Linked DNA regions of Homo sapiens: region 2 is linked to region 1. A link is a loop called in an ENCODE intact Hi-C map of the cell type or tissue named here. Cell type or tissue: dorsolateral prefrontal cortex. All regions are shown on one strand. Links, peaks and the distances in the headings refer to the core of each region. The heading gives the core; the rest is flanking DNA. Region 1 has its middle 39 kb from the start of TEKT3. Region 2 overlaps TVP23C-CDRT4 (TVP23C-CDRT4 readthrough).

Evidence for each region. Hi-C counts contacts between places; a loop is a spot of excess contacts. Peaks named below come from ENCODE experiments on the same cell type or tissue, not always from the same donor. Only the 100,000 strongest peaks of a DNase experiment are listed, where the experiment ranks them.
Region 2: it touches region 1 in a loop (3.0-fold over the local background); 5 of 110 quality-filtered maps call a loop at or near these places.

Annotation. Positions count from the first base shown.
Region 1 is chr17:15,374,584-15,386,053 of GRCh38, reverse strand. No RefSeq gene overlaps it. Among named protein-coding and RNA genes, the nearest start is that of TEKT3, 39 kb to the right of the region's middle. In dorsolateral prefrontal cortex, for the core only: no CTCF peak of the experiment used is centred there; a DNase peak (open chromatin) is centred at 8,283; H3K4me3 peaks cover 957 bases; H3K27ac peaks cover 2,042 bases.
Region 2 is chr17:15,438,775-15,450,415 of GRCh38, reverse strand. It overlaps TVP23C-CDRT4 (TVP23C-CDRT4 readthrough), which reads left to right. Exons shown (of 6, transcript NR_037924.2): 5 at 10,131-10,208. It overlaps CDRT4 (CMT1A duplicated region transcript 4), which reads left to right. Exons shown (of 4, transcript NM_001204477.2): 3 at 10,131-10,208. The coding sequence starts at 10,178. It also overlaps the pseudogene RPL9P2. Among named protein-coding and RNA genes, the nearest start is that of CDRT4, 23 kb to the left of the region's middle. RefSeq lists enhancers at 1,094-1,593, 1,594-2,095. In dorsolateral prefrontal cortex, for the core only: no CTCF peak of the experiment used is centred there; a DNase peak (open chromatin) is centred at 7,405; H3K4me3 peaks cover 666 bases; H3K27ac peaks cover 2,110 bases.

The DNA.
Region 1 (11,470 bases), core at 3,471-11,470:
ATTTGGGGAGTTCTTTATATATTTTAGATGGTAGTCTTGCCAGATATATGGTTTGAAAACACTTTCTCCCAGTCTCTAATTTATCTTTTTATACTCTTAACATATATTTCAATTCTGAGAAACTGACAAACTGTTTTGCAAAGCGGTTGCACCATTTGACATTCTATTAGCAAAGTTTGAGAGTTCCAGTTTCTCTACATCCTTGCCAACACTTGGTATACCAGTCTATTTAACCATAGATATTCTAGTGGATGTGTAGTGATAGCTCATTATAGTTTTAATTTGCTTTTCCATAATGGTTTAATGGTGCTGAGCATCTTTTCATATGTTTATTTGCTATCTGCATATCTTCTTTGGTCAAGTGTTTGTCCAACTAGTTTGTCAATTTTTATTGAGTTTTCTTCTTATTAAGTTATAAGAGTACTTTATATAAGGACATACAAATCATTTATGGGATGTATGTATTGCAAATATTTTCTCCTAGTCTGTGGCAAGGCAAGCTATGCTTTAAGTAAACATCTTTTCCTTATGAGAACTGGGTTTTATTTTATTTATTGGGAGAAAAACAAACTATTCTATTCATTTGACTGGAATTAAGACAAGAGAGATTAAATTGTTTAACCAGTAAAGCAAATACTGGCAAGCATTTCCTTCTGTTACTGGAACAACACGACAAAGAAGCAAGAGAAGCCAAAGATTGACAGGTATTTTCTAAACGTTTGCTAATTTTATTTAAAATGAGTTATCATTTTTTTTGCTCTTTCATCATTTAGTAATTGCTATTATTCTTATTTGAATTTAATTATGAGTGAGACTCTGCTTCTTATAAGGCCATTTGTGTTTCTTTTTTTCTGAAATGGCTGCTTATCTCCATTTGCCATTTTTCATAGAATTATCTTTCAAAAATTTATGTATGACCTCCTTATGAATTAATATCTGCATATATATCTGAATACGAATTGCAAACATTTTTCCAGTTTGTGGTTTTGTTGGTGGTTTTTTCTTTTAAAATTTTTATATTATTATTATTATTTTGTAGAGATGAGACCTCCCTATGTTGCGCAGGCTGGTCTCAACCCCCTGGGCACAAGTGATCCTCCTGCCTTGACCTCCCAGAGGGCTGGGAATATTGTTGTTTTTTTCTTTTTCTTTTTCTTTTTCTTTTTTTTTTTTCAACAGAGGAGTTTTAAATTGTATGAGAAGGATTGTGAAGGGTGAGAGATAGAGATAAAAATCCCAGATACCTGACAGGGACCTCGCCTTTCCTTCTCGTACTGGGACTGCCAAGATGAGAAGAGGGCTGGTTATTAGTGGAAAGGGTCAAGAGCCATCTGAGCTTGTTCAGAAAAGAATATAAGGAAGGAGAACAGATCTGAAGCTTAAGAAGCCCCAGATTCTAATCACTCTGCTGCTGTCACTCAGCACCTGACAGGGTGCCAGGCAGCCATTCCCTCTGGGCTTCTGTACTGACATTTTAAAAATGAAGGGTTTTGTGCAGATGATTTCTAGAGTCTGATTCAGTTTCGATATCATTTGCCACGGGACTGTAGAGCCATCGCCTTGGCATCTATCAGCTGCTGGGATTCCTCAGGCAGACAGAATCAGGATATCCATGACATTCAAGTTAGCCTGGAAGCTTGTAAAGTATCACCCCATTTCGACTTTCTCTTCCGTCAGCTCTTCCCCTTGTTTCCCCTTACTGACTTTGCTCAAAATATGCAGCTTGTGGGGGAAGGGACAGGAAATTGCACAAAAACCCTTGGATACTCTTGGTTCCAGGGGGTTGGCAGGGAGGCAGAAGGGCGAGAGCACTGCTTTTGGAGCTGGATGGCTTTAATCCCAGCTCTGTCCTCACCAGCTGCGCGACCTTGGATGTGCTACTGAAACTCACAGCATATCTGTTTCCTCTTCCGTAGAATTTTCTTAGCTGCCTTTCTCTTGGATTATTGGAGGACCACTAAACAAATGTATAATTTTTCACCTATTACAATAATAAAAAAATCAGCACATATAAATGAACTATGGTTCATTTATAGGTGCTTAAGTTTCTTGTTGATTAAAGGAACACATAATAAAGAAAAGGGAAATTAACACTCATTTATCATTAGTGGGAGTTTTAAATGATAGATTATTTTTGGAGGCCAATCTGTCATTATTTATCAATAACTTAAAAAACTCAGCAAGCCTTTTAATCCAGCAATTCCCCTCCTAGGGACACTGTTTTAAGAAAATAACCAAAGAGTATATAAGGGTATCTGATGTCACAGGTATAATAGTGGAAAAACTGGCAACATTATAAATGCGCAATAATGGGGTATTGGCCAAATAAATACTGGTTCAGTCACAGTGGATACAATGGATACAAGATGTAGCCACTGCAAAGGTTATGCTAGAAGTCTACCATTTGGTTTAGGGAACAGGCTTTGGTGCCTGGGATGAAGCCTGGGTCTGCTGCTTGCTAGCTCTGTGGACTTTGGCAAATTTACTTACTCTCTCAAAACATTAATTTTCCCATTTTTAAAGTGGTTGTAATGATGCCAACCTCACTGGGTCAGGAAAATCTGACAAGTGCTTGAGAGAGCTGCGGGCAGGCTGCTGGAGCCCCAAGATGGCAGGAGTGATCAATTCACGGGAAAAGATGGAATACATAAAATGAAATAACATATATTCCAATTATATACCTGATATAATTCCTAAGGAAATCGGTAAAGGAGTTTTGCACCGTTTGGTATAGTTTGATGATTTTTCCATAAAGACATATGATCTGGGCCTGAGGTGCAGTTTTACTTAGTCTGATAAAAGTTTATCCACCAAGAGTGAGCTACATCCCTTTTGGCTGAGTCTGCAATATGTTCCCATCAAGGGACTTTGGATGCTAACTGCTTGGGTGGGGCCAGAAATGCAGCATTAGTGACTCTCAGTGCACCCTGGAAAGCTAATAATGGCAATAATAAAAACTGACATTTTTATTGGGCACTTACTGTCTGCCATGCACTATGCTAAGACTTTCCACAACACTATCGTAGTCACAGCAACCCTGCAATAGGGAACTATTTATCACCTCTATTAAGTGAAGTGGAGGTATAGAAGGGTTAAAGAAAAGTGCCCAAGGTCCCATGGCTATCAAGTGGTATAACAAGGAGCTACTATATTCAAATGTATTGGCTCCCAGCCAGGGGGTTCTGACCAAAAAACACCTTGACAATATCCAAGGACATGTATTAGCAATTAGCTTTGTTAATCAATGTGATCTTGTGCATGTTTCTTCAATAAAATGGCAATCTTAATCATGCCCATTGTGAGGAAGCAATGAGCGGACGCATAAAAAGCATCAGGTGGAGCATCACAGCATAAAAAGCACCACAGCACCCAGGTGGAGTCATAATTTACCAATTTATGTTTTGGCACTGTGTCCCACAGATCTCGGTTGCAGAACCCTTCCCAACAGGGCTCCAGAGATCACCACCAATGAACGCGAGCTGATATGGTGAACTGATGTATTTGCTATCCCTGTGCTACTATTTCCTAGGTGATCTGATGCTGTAATTTCAAATGAAGATGCAAGCTGTGAATGTATGTGGCTATCTTTTCCCATTCCTGGGCTGAAAGCAACTTCCCTTATAAGCCTTGTGCCATCTCCTGCAAACTGTCTTGCTCTCGTCCTTCTTTGGTCACCTCAATCATCCTTGGAAAGAGGGACAGGGCCAGCTCTAATGTTAATAAGGGATGGTGGGAAAAATAAAGTTCATTATTATTATTATTTTTCCAAACACCAACTCTAAGCAGAAATCTTCTTTCTTTTGATACCTTCAAGAATCTTGTTTACTAGATGAAAGTAAACTTAAAGTGAATATTATTAATTCTTAGTAATAAATCCTTGAAATTACTGTTAATGATGTTATTTGTACGTTTTCTTATCTCTTGATTCTCAGCTACTCTCTAGCCATACACATCAGTTTGCAAATTCAATCTTATGAAAAGGAGTTTATTTATTCTCTAAGAAAATGGAATTGTGATGTGGATGAGGTGTCATCTGATGGTGGTTCTTCTGCTACATGGTCCAGACTATAAGGCAGGTGCATTCTTGAAGACTTCTCTGGGGATTAAACAGCTATGTATGACACAGTGAATCATATCTTTGAGCTCTGGGCCAAAAAGGTATGGCCACACATTGTGTAAACATCAGCCTCGTTCCCATTTCCTACTCTTCCAGTGAGCAGAGTATCAAGCTTCATAAAAAGCAAATGATATATGGAAGTTCAGTGGAAATAAGTTATTACAGAAGTGAATGGGGAAATAGTCTCAGAAACTTCTAGAAACTCACAAGTACGCATATTTATTATCCAACTGAATATTCTAATGCTTTATTTGATTTTTTTCTTTGTTAGATGGAAAATGGGGGAATTGCTTCTGCTTTTTCAAGTATGGAAACGCAGAATGGGGTCTTCTCAGTTTGGGGTTTTCTTTCTCTATCTCCCTCAAGAAAGGCAGGGCAGGGGAGGGAGGTGAAGAAAACCAGCTGATATTTATGGGCATTTATTCCATGCTAGGCACAGTTCTGAGAACTTTATATATTTTAACTCTTTTAGTCCTCATGCCAATCCTATGTAGTGAGTACTTTTATTGTCCAGTTTCATAGGAAATAAAGCCAATACATGAAGAAGAATTTGGCCACTTAGTATGTGGTCAAGCCAGGATTCGAGCACAGGTAGTCTCCCTCTAAAACTCTTGCTCTCAACGTGTGTATTATTCTGTTTCCTTATTCAAGACCATAGCTTTCAAACTACAATCAATCCTCATTATTTGCGGATTCTGTATTTGTGAGTTGGTCTGGTCACTAAAATGTATTTGTCACCTCAAGATTCAGGCAGGGCACGGTGGCTCATGCCTGTAATCCCGGCACTTTGGGAGGCCGAGGCAGGCAGATCACGAGATCAGGAGATCGAGACCATCCTGGTAAACGTGGTGAAACCCCATCTCTACTAAAAATACAAAAAAAAAAAAAAAAATTAGCCAGGCGTGGTGGCGCATGCTTGTAGTCCCAGCTACTCGGGAGGCTGAGGCAGGAGAATGGCGTGAACCTGGGAGACAGAGCTTGCAGTGAGCTGAGATCGCACCACTGCACTCCAGGCTGGGAGACAGAACGAGACTCAGTCTCAAAAAAAAAAAAAGATTCATACTCATGCCCTTTGTTCGGCTTCACAGACACACATATGCAACAAAGTGGCAAAAAAATGTCAGTGTCTGAGATGTAAACAAAGTCTTTGCTTTCCTGTTTTGGCTCTCAATACTGTAAATGAGTGTCCTTTGTGAAGTATTTTAGGTATTTTAGTACAATATTTTAACTTTTTTTGTGCTTATCGTTGGTGATTTATTGTTTTTAATGGCCTCCAAGCGTAGTGCTGAAATGCCGTCTAGTGTTCCTAAGTGCAAGAAGGGTGCGATGTGCCTTATGGAGAAAATGCTTGTGTTAGATAAGCTTTGTCTGGGCATGAGTGATAGTGCAGTTAGACATGAAGTCAGTGTTAATGAATCCACAACATGTATAAACTAGGTGTCTTTAAAAGAAAACATATATGAAACAAGGCTTTGTACTTATTGCTTGGCAAAAATGTCAAGATGACAAGAACTAACTGTATTTATTATTGATTATCAATATATTAATATTTGTAAAAATAACTGAACTTCAACAGTATCAAAATGTTTCATTACGATGAAAACTCTAAAACAGAATGGGAGAGTTACTCCTCAGTTGGAACTACCTTTAAACCTTCTCCTGGCCCAGCGTGGTGGCTCACACCTGTAATCCCAGCACTTTGGGAGGCCAAGGCGGGTGGATCACCTGGGGTCAGGAGTTTGAGACCAGCCTGGCCAACATGATGAAACCCAGTCTCTACTACAAAAATACAAAAAATTAGCTGGGTGTGGTGATGCGTGCCTGTAATCCCAGCTACTCAGCAGGCTGAGGCAGGAGAATTGCTTGAATCCAGGAGGTGGAGTTTGCAGTGAGCCGAGGTTGCGCCATTGCACTCCAGCCTGGGCAACAAGAGTGAAACTGTGTCTCAAAACAAAACAAAACAAAAACAAAAACAAAAACTTCTCCTTTGCAGAATTACATAAGGATATTTTAGGCACCTGAGACACAGTGACCAACAGATGACGTCTACTATGATGGTGACAACGACAACATTCTGAGTAATTCAGGTGGATTGGGATGGAACAGAGAGGTGATTCCTAATGTAAGCATTAAACCCACGCCCTGCTCCTACCCTTCTACTAACAAAAAGTTCATGCTTCATAAAAATTAAATGATGTGCCCAAGTCACTGGAAATGAATCATTAAAGGTGAAAATCTTTTTTTTTTTTTTTTTTGAGATGGAGTCTCCCTCTGTCACCCAGGCTGGAGTGCAGTGGCATGATCTCAGCTCACTGCAAGCTCTGCCTCCCGGGTTCACGCCATTCTCCTGCCTCAACCTCCTGAGTAGCTGGGACTACAGGCGCCCGCCACCACACCCGGCTAATTTTTTTTTTTTTGTATTTTTAGTAGAGACGGGGTTTCACTGTGTTAGCCAGGATGGTCTTGATGTTCTGACGTTGTGATCCGCCCGCCTTGGCCTTCCAAAGTGCTGGGATTACAGGCGTGAGCCACTGTGCCCGGCCAGAGGTGAAATTCTTAAAAAAAAATTCTGTACTAGGCAAGAAAGTGAATTCACCACCTAAGAACTCAGCTGTGTCTTACTGTAATCTGTTATTATTTTGCAAAAGTTTGTTCTTGCTGTTTCTGGTCTGACATCTTAAAGTTTTTTCAATTCAATTTGAGATGCCATTCATCATTCAAAGATTGAATTTTCTAAGTTGTATGGTGGTTGGTTGGAGACTGGCCTTGAGACAAATGAGGTTCATTTTTTTGCAAAGAAACTGAACTGCAGAATTACGTATTTCTAGATTTGTAAGAAAATTCCAATGTGAATTCATTTCCCTTCCCCATCTATACAAATGAAGAAATTAAGACCCCCATTTAGTGACTGAGATGGCCTCAGGCCTAGATCCTACGACTTTTGCTCACGGTGCTTCCTAGCACACTCTCTCCCTAGAGTCTATGAAACAAATCTTATCTTCTTAGAAGAAAGGAAAGCAAGACCAGGGTGTTCTCTGTCCATATTCGCCACTCTGCCTAGCGGTGGTCAGCACTTAAGATGGTATCTGAGCTCAGTTAATGCCTGAGTAGCATTCATCTGACCAGCCACCTTCTGATTGTATGTAACTAATCTAAAGTGACTCAAAATGAATGCATCACTGCAAATGCTTCCAAGCCGGAAAAGTCTTTCAAAGCTCATCCTACTGATCCTGGGTAGGCTTTTCCTCTGTGGCCCTTGACACAATTGAAGTAGGTCCATTTGCTGTTCAGCAAGTACTAGGTACTGTTTGTTCTACGCCACATCTTACATCATTAAATGCTTCCAGAGTTCTATGCTCCAATGATGATGGAGGCATGACCATCATGTCTATCATAAAGCTGGGAAAGGCAAAGTACAGAGATGTACTTATCTCATAGCTTTTGGGCAAATGCGGCAAGATTCGGACCTGGGCAGTCCCACCACTAAGCTAGTATTTCCTTTTAGCAATGAGGCTCCTGTGTGGTAGATCTGGAATGCAGGTAGTGCAGGTAGACAGATCCGGGTTAGAATTGCAGCTCTGCCAGCTGACCTTCATCCAGGTACTTAAACTCTTGGATCTTTCATTTTTCCCAGTTCTAAAATAGGAATAATAATACCTACCTAGTGAACAAGTTTTACAAGTGTATCTGTAATTCCAAAGATGTAACACAGTTTTAAGATTATTTAGCTGAATTCACATGTCTGTGTGTGTATGAGAGAACTAAGGATAGGCGTGAGGGTGAGATAAAGGGGGGAAGTGCTTTTCTTTGGCTGTATCTATACACCACTAATAAAAACTCACCCAATTTTCTAGATACCAAGTTCTTAGTAAGCAATAAATCCTCAACCATAAAAATCAACTTTTTTTGCAAGTGGCACCTTTTTTTGAGGAGGTATTTGCTTTCCTCCTCCTTCAATAGACCACGGTCCATGAATTCCTGGAATAGTTTCACTGTAAAAGCCAAAATCCAGGACATCTACAATCGACTGTCTGGACTGTGTCTGTGTTCACTCCCACTGGCTGGAATTTTTTTATGGGAGTTCGGACAAAGGCCATTTTGTGGCTACTCCCTCTGCCCCCTGCTCAGAACTGGCTCTCCTGGAATGCAGTATTTGCAGCTGAACAAAAGGATGCCTTATGTCTCTCTGTACTCCATGGCTGTGCATTGATTCTTTATGGCACTGGTATCAAAACTGCCAGTGTTTCCTCTCACGGCGCCAGAACACGTTGGTCTCCTTGGAGTCCCAGGAAAGTGCTTGAGAAGCTGCAGTATGCAAGAAATGACAGGCTTCATTTATCCAGCAGCTCATGGAGAAAAGCACCTTCCACGCGTTATAAGGATCCTTTTTGTCTGTTTGGGCCCTTGTAGTTGTGAATGACTCAAGTGTGGAGAACTATTCAGCACTATTCATAAGTATGAGTTCTACCAGCTTGCTGTGGAGCTCAGAAGCAACCTGGCCTGACTCAGAGAGCTTTCAAGAAGTCATTATGAAGACTAACGAAGGGCACCACAAGGGGGTGGACTGAACACCCAGATAAAAATGACTTGAAATATTAAGTTCGTGACAGCACCAAGAAATAAGATGAGTACCATATTAGTCAGTTCTCCAAGGTGGGGGCAAACCAGAAGAGCAGAAGATGTAAACCAGAGGGCATCCCAGAAAAAGGCTGCTATGCAGATGTGGTGGGGCAAGGAAGCCCCAGACCCAGAGTCTAGGTAGAAACAAGGGCACAGGCGGGGTCCTGGGGCTTTCTTCAGGGCAATTAGTTGGAAGGCCAGGCAGGCAAGGCAGCCCCTTCCCTCAATCTCAACTTCTGCTATGCAGCAAGAAGCCATGACTGCAGATAGTGTGGTGGGCAACTGGGGCTCAGAAAGAAGGAGGTACCCTGGAGCCTACTACTGCAGCTAAAGAGGGATAGAGACCTGTCCACACACATTAAACGCCTCCGCACATTCACCAAGAACAAGAGACACAGACGATAAACTGTGTCCACAGACAGGCAAGGAGGAAATTCTCAATACAAAGAGAAGAGCAAAAATCATCAGACACTCCAGAAAAACAAACACATGAAACAAAACCACTAAGCTGGCTCGGCGCGGTGGCTCACACCTGTAATACCAGCACTTTGGGAGGCCGAGGTGGGCACATCACCTGAGGTCAGCCGTTCGAGACCAGGCTGACCAACATGGAGAAACCCCGTCTCTACTAAAAATACAAAATTAGCTGGGCATGGTGATGCATGCCTGTAATCCCAGCTACTCAGGAGGCTGAGGAAGGAGAATCACTTGAATCCAGGAGGCGGAGGTTGCGGTGAGCCGAGATCGCACCATTGAACTCCAGCCTGGGCAACAAGAGCGAAACTCCATCTCGAAAAACAAAAACAAACAAAAAAAAAACACAAAACACTAAGCTTAATAAGGCAGAGAAGGAAATTATCTTCTAAGGAAATAGTGAAAATGACCAAATACTTTAAAGATTATTAACATCTTATGATAGGTTACTTGGGGGGAATCGCCACAAAATAAGAATAGTTGGTATAAAACAAGAATCAAGTAGAAACTTTACAAATTTAAAATAAGTGACTTTTAAAAAACTTCAGCATAGTGAGCAAATAACCAAATGTGAAAACTAAATCAGTGGGCTAAACGTCCAAGCCAAGAAAGTCTTCCTAATTTTTTCTTAAATTTAAAATTAAACAAGTTTAATTTGTTGTAAAATACATTACCATCTTAATTATTTTTAAGTGTACAGTTCAGGGGCATTAAGTACATTCATATTGTTGTGTGACCATCACCACCATCCATCCAGAGAACTCTTCCTATCTTGCAAATCCCAGACTCTGTACCCGTTAAAAAACCTCCCACCGCAACTCAACCCAGCCTCTGGCAACCACCATTCTACTTTCTATCTCTATGAATTTAACTATTCTAGGTCTCTTATGTAAGTGGAATCATTCAGCATTTGTCCTTTTGTGGCTGGCTTATTTCACTCTGCATTATGCTCTCAAGGTTCAGCCATATTGTAGCATGTGTCAGAATTTCCTTTCTTTCTAAGGCTGAATAATATTGCCTTGTCTGAAATACCACACCTTGTTTATCCATTCGTCTGTCAGTGGATACTTGGGTTGTTTCTACCTTGTGACTATTGATGCCATTCCCTGATTTTTATGCTATAGAACAAACCATTGAAAGAATAAAATAAAAAGTAAGATATGTATAGATTCAGGAGCTCCAAATACCAAAATTTGAGATGGTCTGGGGAGAGGTAGAAAACTTAAATAAAACAATAACCACAGAAAAATTGAAAAGGCAGTCAAAAATCTAACCCTTAAAAAGATAGAAGGCCTGGATCCTTTTCTGGACACATTCTACCAGAGACTATGTGATATTAACTCTCCCAGAGCATAGAAAAAATGCAAACGTTCTCAATTCATACCACAGGCATAACTTTGAAACTGGACAAGAGCAGAAGGAAAAGAAAACACCTGTTAAAACATGGCAGATCAAATATCTATGTGTATCATTTTTTCTTTTCCCCACTCTCCACCCAAGACCACTCTAACGTAACGTTATAGAAACACAAAAGGTTCTGAGTCCTCCCAGGAGGGCTCAGAAGACAAGACAGGAGCCACCAGTGTGTGAGAGATTTAAACCAATTTCTGGAATATGGAAAACAGGTGGGAGAGAAGAACTGACTTAGCAAAGAGGCAAAAACTGCATTCTAAAATTAGTTGAGTAGGGGATACTGGAAGAAAACAGGTGACTTCATTCATAGAGTCCATAAAACTCTTTGGAGAGTCTGGTCTTGAAAGCATCAGGTCCCACAGAAAGTGGGAGGCAAGCTGGGGGCTGCAAAAAGGCTACAGGAGCACAGACTTCATCCAGAGTTGGGGGTCTCCAGATTGATCTAGCCTGACCTCTGCTCCATGTATAAAGTTGCAGGTTTATATTACAGACAGATTAGATAGAAGGAGTTCTGGTCTTGAACATTTTAGGCACAATGAGGTGGTGTGGTACAGGGATGAAAATGGGTATGAAATGAAGCTCTGCATCCTTCTGCTCTCTTCCCTGGCTCTGCTCACAGTATGCCCCCAGCCACACACAAGGACGTGATTTGGAAAATTCTGACCCAGAGAAAATAGCTCCATTCATTGAAACCTGGAGGTGCCCAAGTGTGGCAGCTGCTGCTTGACAAGTCTTGGCTGTGTACTTTGAGCCTGCAGTCATCTTCTTAGTGCCCCTAAGACTCTGAAACATACATGGGCAGTCAACTTTCATCAGACATTTGGGGGAAGGGTCCAAAACAAACAT
Region 2 (11,641 bases), core at 2,589-10,588, 65 kb before region 1:
GGGTGAGAGGCCTGAGCTGCAAGTGGAGAGGTGTTCTTTGACAGGAATACAGATGCCTCATTCATAGTAGTGGGAAGGAAGGCATAGTGCAGGGGAGCTTATGGTGGAGAGTTGGTACGAGTGATGGTGGGAGATGAGGGAGTTCTTGATGGATTCTTGGATTTTTCTCAAAGCCGGGCAAGACAAAGACAACCTACAATGGAAGGAGAAGGAGGTGAAGAGGAGGTTTGAAATAGTTGCTTGGTGGGAATATAAAATATTTAACTTCTATTGAAAAAAGTATGAAAATTTCTTAAAGAACTAAACATAGAACTACCATTGGACACAACAGTTCCACTACTGGGAATCTACCTGAAGGAATATAAATCATTTTATCAAAAAGACACCTGCACTCATATGTTTATCCCAGCACTATTCATAATAGCAGTCATGGAATCAACCTAAGTGTCCACCAATGGTTGACTGGATAAGAAAAATGTGGCATATATATGCCATGGAATACTATGCAGCCATGAGAAAGAATGAAAGACTGTCCTTTGCAGCAATATAGATGGAGCTGGAAGCCATTATTCTAAGTAAACTAACCCAGAAGCAGAAAATAAAATATCACATGTTCTCACTTATGACTGGGAGGTAAACGATGTGTACACATGGACATAAAGGTGAAGATAACAGACACTGTGGACTCCAAAAGGGAGGAGGATGAGAGGAGGGTGAGGGTGGAACAATTACCTGTTGGGTACAAAGTTCAATATTTTGGGTGATGGGTTCACCAGGATCCCAAGCCCACCATGACACGATATACCCACGTAACAAACAGGCACACGGACCCTTGAATCTAAAATAAATATAATATTAAAAAAAGAAAGAGTTGCTTGGGGAGTGGAAAAGTGAAAAGAGTAGGAAGGGAGAAGTGTTGGTTGGACTACCTCTGTTGATTGACTTGGAGATAGAGGAGCAAGTGTGTGGAATTATAAAGAAAAGGATTCTGCAGCTAGACTGCCTGAGGGCAAATCCTGTTTTTTGTCACCTAATTGTTGTGTGACCTTGGACAGGCTGCTTAATGTCCCTACAGGCTCCAGTTTACTTGCCTGTGAAATGGGGTTAATACAATAGTACCTAATGCATATGGGTTTTGTTAGGATTTAATTAGTCACTATAGGTAATACACTTAGCGTGTGCCCTGGTCACACCACACGGCATAGAAATGTTAGCTGTTACTCCACGTGGGACCAATCGGCACAGTGGCGTTTTCCTCTCACCAAGTTTAGTTGCTGAGATGACAGCACCCAAAAGAGCCCCACAGGTGGATTGAACTGGTATTAAGGCTTTGCCATGCAAATATGTGTGAAATAAGAGTGAGATGCTTGCAGCTTAGATTTTGGATGTAGCATCGTTATTGGGGATGATAAGAACAGTGGCCTGATCACAGAGGCACGGGTGGTGGAGACTGAGAGGAAGACCTGGTGATTGGAAATGAGCAGGTCAAGGACTGCTGGGCTGGAGGTCTGCACAGATCATTCAGGAGACAATGAAGAAGCCACGGTGATGACAGGGAACAGCGCAAAGGAGGACAGTGTGCCTGGGGCTCAAGTTGTCAGGGACTGAGGGGCAGAGGACAGCGCTCAGGAGCTGGCAGCAACCGGGCAGGTGAGGTGGTGGTGTAGCCTGGGGGCACAAGCTTCAGAGGAGGAGGAAGGAAGGAAAATGGTTTGAGGATGGCAGTAGTGGGGAAGGAAAGTGACTGCCTCCAGGCTCCGGAACAACCTTTCCTTGAGAGGCCTGCAAAGGCCCAGGAGAGAGAGCGCGTCTCCTGATGATGACCTGACAAAGTTCTCTTGGCAGAAAGTCCCAGGGGTGTCTGCGGCAGAAGGGAGAGAGGGTGTGTGTCTCCACATTTCAGCTTCTTACCCTCAGCTTTTCAGATTTTGAATGCAAGGTCATCAGTTTACGTGAGGCCTGAAGTAAAGCCCTACACCTTTTGCTTTCTGGCAATTTCTCAATGTAATTGTGACACACACTATTTATAATACAGTCACTTTCACCTTCCTCTGAGAGCACATGAGTGATTCCCTTCCTGGAAGGGTTAGGAAAGTGTTTTCTGCATGGTCATGCTATGGGCTGGGATATTTGGAGGATGTGCAGTTCCTTAGAAGTGGAGACTGGGGCTTCTTCTAGGTAAAATCTCAAATGCAAGTCACCTTCTTCAAAACAACACTGGCCTGGATTCCTAGTGCTTTGAGCGTTTGAAAAGGGGTGGCTTGGCCCATTGATTGAGCGCAGTCCTGGGAAATGCCGGGCTGTTTCCCTGAAGTGTTCTCCAGGTTCACAATGTCCCTATTGTTTCAACGGAGCAGGACTTCCTTTTTCTGATTGATTAGATATTATGAGGCAACACATTTTAATAGTCACACTGCTCAGGAGCTGTCAGGCAGAGAGAGGGTCTCTGAGCACAAATTGCTTAAAGCCTTTCATGTTTGCTTTCCTGAATATGAGTTTGTAGGGCTATTTCTTGCTGCTTGTTTCTCCGTATCTTTCTTACTTGTCCAGTCTGCCAGTGTACAAGCCTACCCCAAAAATGTCCATGGAAGAAAAAGGTTGAAAAGCTCTCCTCTGATTATGCCTGCTTGGCTAGTTCTGGAAATTCTATTTTTAAATTTGGAACTTGATCTGTAGATAATAGATCAATAGATAATGACCACATGTGTTTTATGCTTAATGGGCCTTCCAATGTCATCTTAAAGTGGGAATTTAATATTTGTAATTGAATATTCCTTGGATAAATATAAAATTCAGATTCATGGTTGTACCTGATAAGTATACAGTGCCTAATGCTTCTTCCCGCAGTGAATTTATAAAGTGTTTCTTCAGCCAATTCAGCATTATAATTCACATGCAGAAAACACACTGTTTGGAAACTGCCTATATTATCTGCATGCTGGAAGAAGAACATGGATCCCGAGTGGGGAAGCACTTCACTCAGGATTTGGAAGCAATGAGGCTGGCATTTAAACCATGCCCACTGCCCATCATTTCCTTTGCCCTTTGAGATCCAGCATAACCATTTTCTCTTCTTGAACCTCCTTCTTGACACTCCTCCCCACCCAGGTTGAATTAGGAAACTGGTGGTCTGTCTTCCTCATGGGGCTGTGAGCTCCTTGAACCAAGACTCAGTGCCTGCCTGATGTATGAGATGCTTAGTCAGTACCTGACTGCAGAGTGGTTGATGGAACATGTATTGTCCTATGTACTGGGAGGCCTCTGCTTTTGTTTCTCGTAACACAGATAGCAATGATTAGTCTGGATTTATCAGCACGGGAAACCTGGATTGCGGACCCTTGACATTGAGAAGGGTAGATCCCAAAGTAAGAGGCAAATGTGGAAAATCCACAGTGGGTCCTGGGTGAGTGCAGGACCTGTCCCTCTTAGAAGAGTAATGTTTGGAGCTCAGGATAGGTTTTTTGAATGTGTGCATGTGTGCATGAATGAATATGTTGAATGGCCATAGGTACTTGAACTGCGTTTTCACCATTGGAAAATAAAATGCCCTCAACGTACACATATAATCGTTACAGAAAATAAAGTATAGAAGCATTATCAAGAAGCAACATATCCCCTCCTTCCCATCATAAGTGATGAATCAGTAATGCCAAGTCTGTGTTAGAAGATGAGCAATTCTGATCAGACTCCCACCTCCCCACCCTGATGTGGTTAGAGACAGCTGATCCACCAGAAAGAGGCACGGTCTGTATAAGAACATGCTAACACTACCAAATGGCCCACTGTATGCAACGTGACTTTTTAAAGATAGTGCGGTAATGGACTTGTTTCTCTCCTTTGTGTGTGTGTTCGTTTCTGGGGAGAGGCGCTAGAGAGGAAGACGTGTCCAGCAAATTATTGCATAGGGAGAGGGAGAGAGATGCCTTCTTTCCCGAAAGACCAATTCGCCCCTCCCCACTCCCATTGCCCTTTGCCTTAACATTTCTACGATTCCCAAGGGTCCCCAGTGTCTGTGTCACTAAAGGCACAAGAAATGGTCATCTTCTTGTGTGCACCCCGCAGAACCCATTTGTTAGAGGTGGGGCAATGGTGACAGTTTCCATGGGATAGGGGCGGGGTAAAGAAGTGGAGAGAGTCAGAAGGGGGCGCCACTGAGAATCCGTAGGTGTGCACTCGGTGCTTCCCAGCGTTTCTGTTTGAAGTTCAGGGAGTCAGCACATGTGCTGGTCCTGTGAGATGGGCAGTTTTGTGGGTCTCTTGTCGGCCCATTCGGGTGGAGATCAGCATGGAAACCGCAAGTTCTGCTAAGTGGATCCTTGCTCAGGAGCATCTTTCCAGATCTCAGAGATAAGCTTTTCAAGACACTTCTGGCTTTAGTGGTAGCTTCCTCTTTAGCCAAACATAAATGAGGAGTGGCTAGAGGGAAGGAAAAAAAGAAAAAAGCAGAGGGCAGGGAGGAGATGGAAGGTCAAAGAGGATAAAATGCAGAGGTGAAATGAGGGTTTGCATCAGGCTCCTGTTTGAGAAAATGTGATTCTCCTTCTGGGGCCAGGCAAGACACTTAGGGATGGCTCAGGAAGAAAAGTGGGAGGTGAGACAAACAAAAGAAGCCTTGCAGATTGGAGCAGAGAAGAGAAGAAAGAGGCTGAACAGAGTGAACACAGGTCTTGTTTCCAGTGGAGCTTTTTCTTCTGCATAGGGACAGTTTTGGGGACTCTGCAGCTGATTTCAGGGAAGGTGATTCATTGAAGACCCTGTTATACCCTGAGCAAGTTCATCATTCTATCCTCTTACTCCATAACATTCTCTGAGGCTTGCAATTCCAAAACAAGGGCAGGAGAAGAACATTTTTTCACTGGTTGCTAGTTCCATGAGATGACCCACGCATTAAATGAATGAATGAATGAGTGATTCCTTGGTCAAATGAGATTAGGGGATGCTGCATATTCAGTCTTCCTTTTGGAGAATTACAGAACAAGTTAACATATATCAGACTCTGAAAATCCTGCTCCAAAGGAATTTTTTTAACATGGCATTTTTTTTCTAACTTAGTTGACTGAGGACAGGCCTGAAATCTTGCAGATTTAGAAGATGTGGCGACTCCTGGGTTGAACAATCTGTATGGCTTTATAGGGCAGCTTTTGCCATGGGCCCCTTCTTTTTCTTTAAGTAATACCTATTAACATCTTGAGGAGAGATTCTTGCATTCTGTGGGACACAGTTTAGGAAACACTAGATTGAGATAATAATCCACTCATCATGACTATGTAAATGGAACTACTTTCACAGCCTTAGTAGGGCAAAAAGTCTGAGTGGGGTCGATTTGTGCCAGAGCACTAATCCATCAATCCTGCCTGGAACCCGTAAAATCCTTTTGCAAGATGGTTTCCTGAGATAAGGATGCAGCTTGCGGCCAGAGAGGGTGAGATCATTAGATTTGCATGAGAGTCCCATGGCGGCCACAGTTTCCTTAGCTCTGTACTTTAAAGCCACTGCTTCTTCTTTGATCTAAGTCAATTTTGGTATTGGCAGGTGGTGGTTGTGGAAATACTTCATGGCCCTTTTAAATGTTTAAAGGCCCTTGAGATGCAGTGCTGACTATAATCAGGGATTCTTGAGTGAAAGCATGTGTCTTAGGACTGGAAAGGGACTAAAAAGATCTTCTGGACCTCTCTCTCTCTCTCTCTCTCTCTCTCTCTCTGCGCTTGGCTAATTTTTATATTTTTAGTAGAGACGGGGTTTCGTCATGCTGGCCAGACTGGCCTCGAACTCCTGGCCTCAAGTGATCCACTCACCTTGGCCTCCTAAAGTGCTGGGATTACAGTGTGAGCCACCGCGCCCGGTTCTTTTTCTGTTTCTAAGTAGTTAATAATAATATTTTATAAATCTTCAATTTGTTTTTGTTTTAGATTCTAGAACAGCAGTTCCCAAATTTTGCTGCACAGAGAAATTGTCTGGGACACTTTTAATTCCAGTGCCTGTACTGCATCCCATTCCAATCAAATCACGATGTTGGGAGTGGGCACCTACATTTGTATTTTTCCAAGATCCCTAGTAATTCCAATGTGCTGCAAAGTTTGGGGACCACTGGGTTTAGAAGCATTTTAATTTCCAGACATTTTTTTTCCAAATCAATAGGTCTTTTATTGCATCTTTTAAATATCACAAGTAGGTCTTAGGAATCATCCGGCATCTTGTTTCTGTAGCTGGACATCTCTTAGATCTTATTCATCGGCCTGCTGAACAGTTCCTTTTTCAGAGACATATATACCATCCAAAAATTTCCTGATTGCCTTGTTTTTAACTGTTGTGGCTTGCTGAATCAAAGTCGCTGAATTTGAAACAAGCTCAATGTTGTTTCCTTCATCTTTCTGGGTTTGAGATACTGAACAGGCAACACTTGGTCTCATCCAAACCCTGTGGATGTATTTTTCACCCAAGAAATTTTGGATTTCGACAGGAGACCCATTCTCCTGGATAACAACATTGATGGGGAAGTGAGCATACACAGACCTCAACTTGTAGTGGAAGCCCAGTGTGACACCCTTGATCATGTTCTGTACATGAGTAAAATAGTCCAAACGGTAGCAGTTCCTTTCCGTTACCCCACCCTTTGTCAACCCGGAGCCTTTTTTGTTTTCTGTCCGAGAAGACTGGGTTCTACACTGATGTGATTGAAGTCCCTCTGGGGCCCTTCACGATAACTGTGTGTCCCTTCAGAGTAATGTTGACATTTTCTAGAATGTTAGCAGTCTGATTGCTGAGAACGGTCTTCATTCTCGCAGCAGACATGGCAAAGAAAGCAATTACCAGACATTTTTAAAACAACTGTGGGCTAGGTGTTATGATTCACACCTATAATCCCGGCACTTTGGGACGCAGAGGTGGGAGGATCGCTTGGGCCCAGGAACTTGAGATCAGGCAAAATAGCGAGACCCCTGTCTCTACTAAAAAAAAAAAAAAAAAAAATTATCCAGCTATGGTGGTGTGTGCCTGTAGTCCCAGCTACCCAGGAGGTGAAGGCAGGAGGATTGCTTGAGCCCAGGAGTTCAAGGCTGCGGTGAGCTACGATCGTGCCACTACACTCCAGCCTGAGTGACAGAGTGAGGCCCTGTCTCTAAAAAAAAAAAAAAGAAAGAAAAAAAGAAATTACAGAACTGTGTCTTCTGGGACAGGAGTTCATCCTCTTCCTCATTTTGTAAGTGACAACTGAGGTCCTAAGAAGTTAAGGAAGGTGATCAAGGTTGATTGTTTCACGTTCCAGGTAATTGAATGATTTAGGCCAAACCTAGTCTGTCAGACTAGATTCTGAAAATGGTGGGATGAGAGATTGAGCGGGGGAGTGGGGAGCTGGCTCTGAAAGCCCAGTAGTCTGAACTTGGGCTTTGTGTCTGTAGGAAAAACAAGAAAGCCGCTTCAACGCTCTGCCTCCTGCCCCTCCCGTCAATGCTGTTTCTGTCTGTAGACTGCTGGTTTGCATTTCATTTACAGGGACACAAAATGGAACCTTTGTGCTGGAATTGAAGGAAATTATAAAAGCCCACAGCTTCTCTTCAGACTTAATGTCAACTATTTGTCTCCTGTTATTTTCAAACAAACAAGTCCTCCCCATGAGTTTTGAGGCAGTCTCAAACACTCCCTCCCTTGGTTCTTTTTATCGTTTCCTAGTTCCTGCTTCAGCAGGTACGAGAAAAACCCACCATTCGTAGACTTGTCCTATCAGCCACACGGCACAGCTGTAGGGGTCAGGTGAGTCCTGGCCAGAGGCTCTGAGCAGGATGGTGGGTCACACAGATGCACACAAGTCTGGAAACAAATGTTTGTAAGACTGGGCTTTCCTGAGGCTTCAGGGTTCATCAACTAGAAACTTAGAAGCAATGATGAAAGGAATGACTCCCAATCCCTCCAAATACTGCCAGCTGAAACATATTTCCACCATCTGGCATCCTATTTACAGATGAGAAGATGAAGAAAAATTTCTTTCTTTCTTTTTTTTTTTTTTCTTGGAGACGGAGTCTCACTCCTTTGCCCAGGCTGGAGTGCAGTGGCACGATCCCGGTTCACTGCAACCTCCGCCTCCTGGGTTCAAGTGACTCTTCTGCCTCAGCCTCCTGAGCAGCTGGGATTACAGGCATGCATCACCACGCCCAGCTAATTTTGTATATTTAGTAGAGACAGGGTTTCACCATGTTAGCCAGGCTGATCTCGAACTCCCAACCTCAGGTGATCCGCCCGTCGTGGTCTCCCAAAGTGCTGGGATTACAGGCATGAGCTACCGCGCCCAGCCAAGAAATTTCTAACAATGCTAAAATATGGAAGAAGTAAAGAGTTCTATTTTCACTAGAGGTGGACAGGCCCAAGTTGGGTGGCCACTTGCGTGTCATGTGCTGTGTTATGGGGGACTTGGAATGGGTGACTTTAGATTCTGAAGCCTTATGGTAGGTCTTAGAAGGAGAACTAAGATGCTTTACCTTACAATTAAAAAAAAATGATGACATGAAACTTTCTCTACGTTAGATGACTATTTGAGCATTATTTCTTCCCTAGCCTCAGAATAATGACATTGTGAATTCTTCTAGAACTGCACTGCTGTGGAAGATTGGCACTGATACCCACAGCAGGGACTCTGTAAGATCTGTCTCTAAATAGGTTTGACAAAAAGAGCATTTTTTTGGGAGTATGAATGAATCTCCGGGATGCCATCCTTTGTTAGATGTGTTATAATAAAATGCTGGAATGTGTGAATAATTTACTCTATAAAAATAGTGGAATTTAAAGTTGACCCTGTCAATGACACACTCACTACCATTCCACAATAGTTCCTTGATTAGGGAAAAAGGGGGATGAAAAACCTGGGAACTGCTTATCTCGGAGGAGTGTTCCATGCAGAAATGAGTCAGCCCTCACGTACGTGGCAGCTGATAAAAAAGGCTTAACACCCACTACTCAGTCTAAACCAGGGCTACGCAGAGTATGAACCACAGGCCAGCAACATCAGTATCATTTAGGAGTTACTTAGAGATGCAGATTCTCAGGTCCTCAAAACAGACCTACTGAATCAGAATCTCTAAGGTGGGACCTGGGTGTCTGTGGTTGCACAAGGTCTCCAGGTGATTCTAGTACTTGGTAAAATTTGAGAAGCACTGCCTTCGACCCATGGTTCTCAAAGTGTGATCGCCAGACCAAAAGCACCAGCATCATCTGGGAGCTGTTCAGAATTATCTGAGACTCTTTCTCAATGGGCTTTTGCAGGTGATAGTAGAAATGCTTCATGGCACTTTTAAGTGCTTAAAGGCCAAAGAGATGGCAAAATCGAATATAGAAATGTAATGAACTCTTAGGCATACGCATGTGTCTTAGAGCTGGAAAGGAACCAAAAAGATCTCCTGGACTCATTTCTTGTCTCTAGGTAGTTAATAATATAACCTTACAAATCTCCAGTAGTTTTTTTTTCTTTCCCCCTTTTGGCTTAAAACAGCGGTTGCTAAATCAGCAGTTCTGGAGGTGGGCTCAGCAATCTGGGCTTTAACAAGCTCTCCAGGTGGATGCAGCCTCAAGTTTGAGAACCACTACACTATGGTTTCCATCAGATTTCCCCCCTGCATGGTTGCATAGAGCATTAGACTTCCATGTTTCAGCCTGGGCTTGGGGCCCTGGTAGCTGACTCCTGGCCACTGCCCATCTCTGCTACCTTCTGTCATTCCAGGCTGAGAAGTGCAGGTTGGATGTCGTGCTTGTAGTAATGTGACCACTCTTGGACTCTGGTAGAGGAGATAGAAAGGTTTTGAAACGGGGACTTTTTTTTTTCACTTCCCCTCTGTGGACCAGCCTCCACACAGCCCCCAGCCTACCCAGCCTCTCTCCTTTAAAGTTAGGAGACTGGAAAGCAGAACACCCAGAGACTATCATGACAGTCTACAGCTCTTGAGCAAGGCCATGCCTGCAGGCCTTTGCGGGGCTCACTTGGCCTGTCTCCAGCTCCACAAAAAACATGTCCTCTTCTCAGGGGGTGGAGTCATCTTAGCCTCATGCAGTGACCATATAGGACTTAGAACCACCCCCACCCAGGGTGGCTACTAATTGCTTTCCAGTTTGAGGAGGCTCTGGCTAACAAGTGTATTTTCCCATAGGAATCTGAACCTGTGATGTTAAGAAATCAGTAAATATTAAAAAGAAGATGGATGCAAGAAGGATGAAGAAAGAAGAAGGTAGGGTTGGGAGTGTTACCAGTGGAAGCTCCTGCACTGGGGCCGTCTAGGGTTGGAGGATTCGCAGTGGGAAGAGGCCACTGGGCGGCCACTCTTTTTTTTTTTTAATATATATTTTTATTATACTTAAAGTTCTAGGGTACATGTGCACAACGTGCAGGTTTGTTACATATGTATACATGTGACATGTTGGTGTGCTGCACCCATTAACTCATCATTTACATTAGGTATATCTCCTAATGCTATCCCTCCCCCCTCTCCCCACCACAAACAGGCCCCAGTGTGTGATGTTCCCCTTCCTGTGTCCAAGTGTTCTCATTGTTCAATTCCCACCTAGGAGTGAGAACATAACGGTGTTTGGTTTTTTGTCCTTGTGATAGTTTGCTGAGGATGATGGTTTCCAGCTTCATCCATGTCCCTACAAAGGACATGAACTCATCATTTTTTATGGCTGCATAGTATTCCATGGTGTGTATGTGCCACATTTTCTTAATCCAGTCTATCATTGTTGGACATTTGGGTTGGTTCCAAGTCTTTGCTATTGTGAATAGTGCGGGCAGCCACTCTTGTTATGGTGGCAGAGAACACAGCATGTTCAGGAGATGGAACGGGGTTGCTGCTCATTTTGCTCCAGGCGTTTGAATTTGGACTCTGCCAGATCCATGCAAATGCCCTATCCCACAAGATCTTACATTTGCTTGGAGGAGGCAAGGGTGAACAGTCTGTGCTTGGAGGCCTTGCTGGGAAGTTTCTAGTGAGAGGTAATGTCACACATGACTTTTACAGGGAGATGGAATCCTTCTACAGCACATTCTTTACTGACAGATCTGTCCCCAGACAAGCTCCAGCTCCTGGACAGCCACGAGGCAGCGTGGGAATAACTATACGACCTACACTTCACTTGATTATCCCCATTTACGGCATTTTTTTTTTTAACTGCATTCAATTTGGAGATGGCAAGATGACTCTTTTAACTCTCCTCCCTGCAAAACTCCAGTTGAAATGACCAAAGAAATATAGAATTAGGGAAAGAATGCACCACATAAGAACACAGAGGAAGGTAGCAGCTGCAGGAGAGAAATTGAATCATTTCTGCTAAATAGAGTGACGTTGCTAATGAAAGATGGGAAGGACTGACATGCCCATGATTTTGGATCTGTAAAGGAACAGGCTGCTTGATAAACTAATGCGTTGAATTTCTAGCAACACCCACCCCCCTCGGCAAACACCCCAAACTTCTGGCCAGCAACCATAGTGAAAAGCTTTGGTTTTTTTGAGCCTTGTTAAGCTTGAGTTCAAACCCACCACTTGTTAGTCGTGCAAGCTAGTCAGCCTCAGTTTCGTCCTCTATTAAATGGGAGAATACCTACCTTATAAGGTGTAACTAGAAGTAAATGAAAGAGTTTAGGCTGGGAGACATAGCCGAAGGTTTT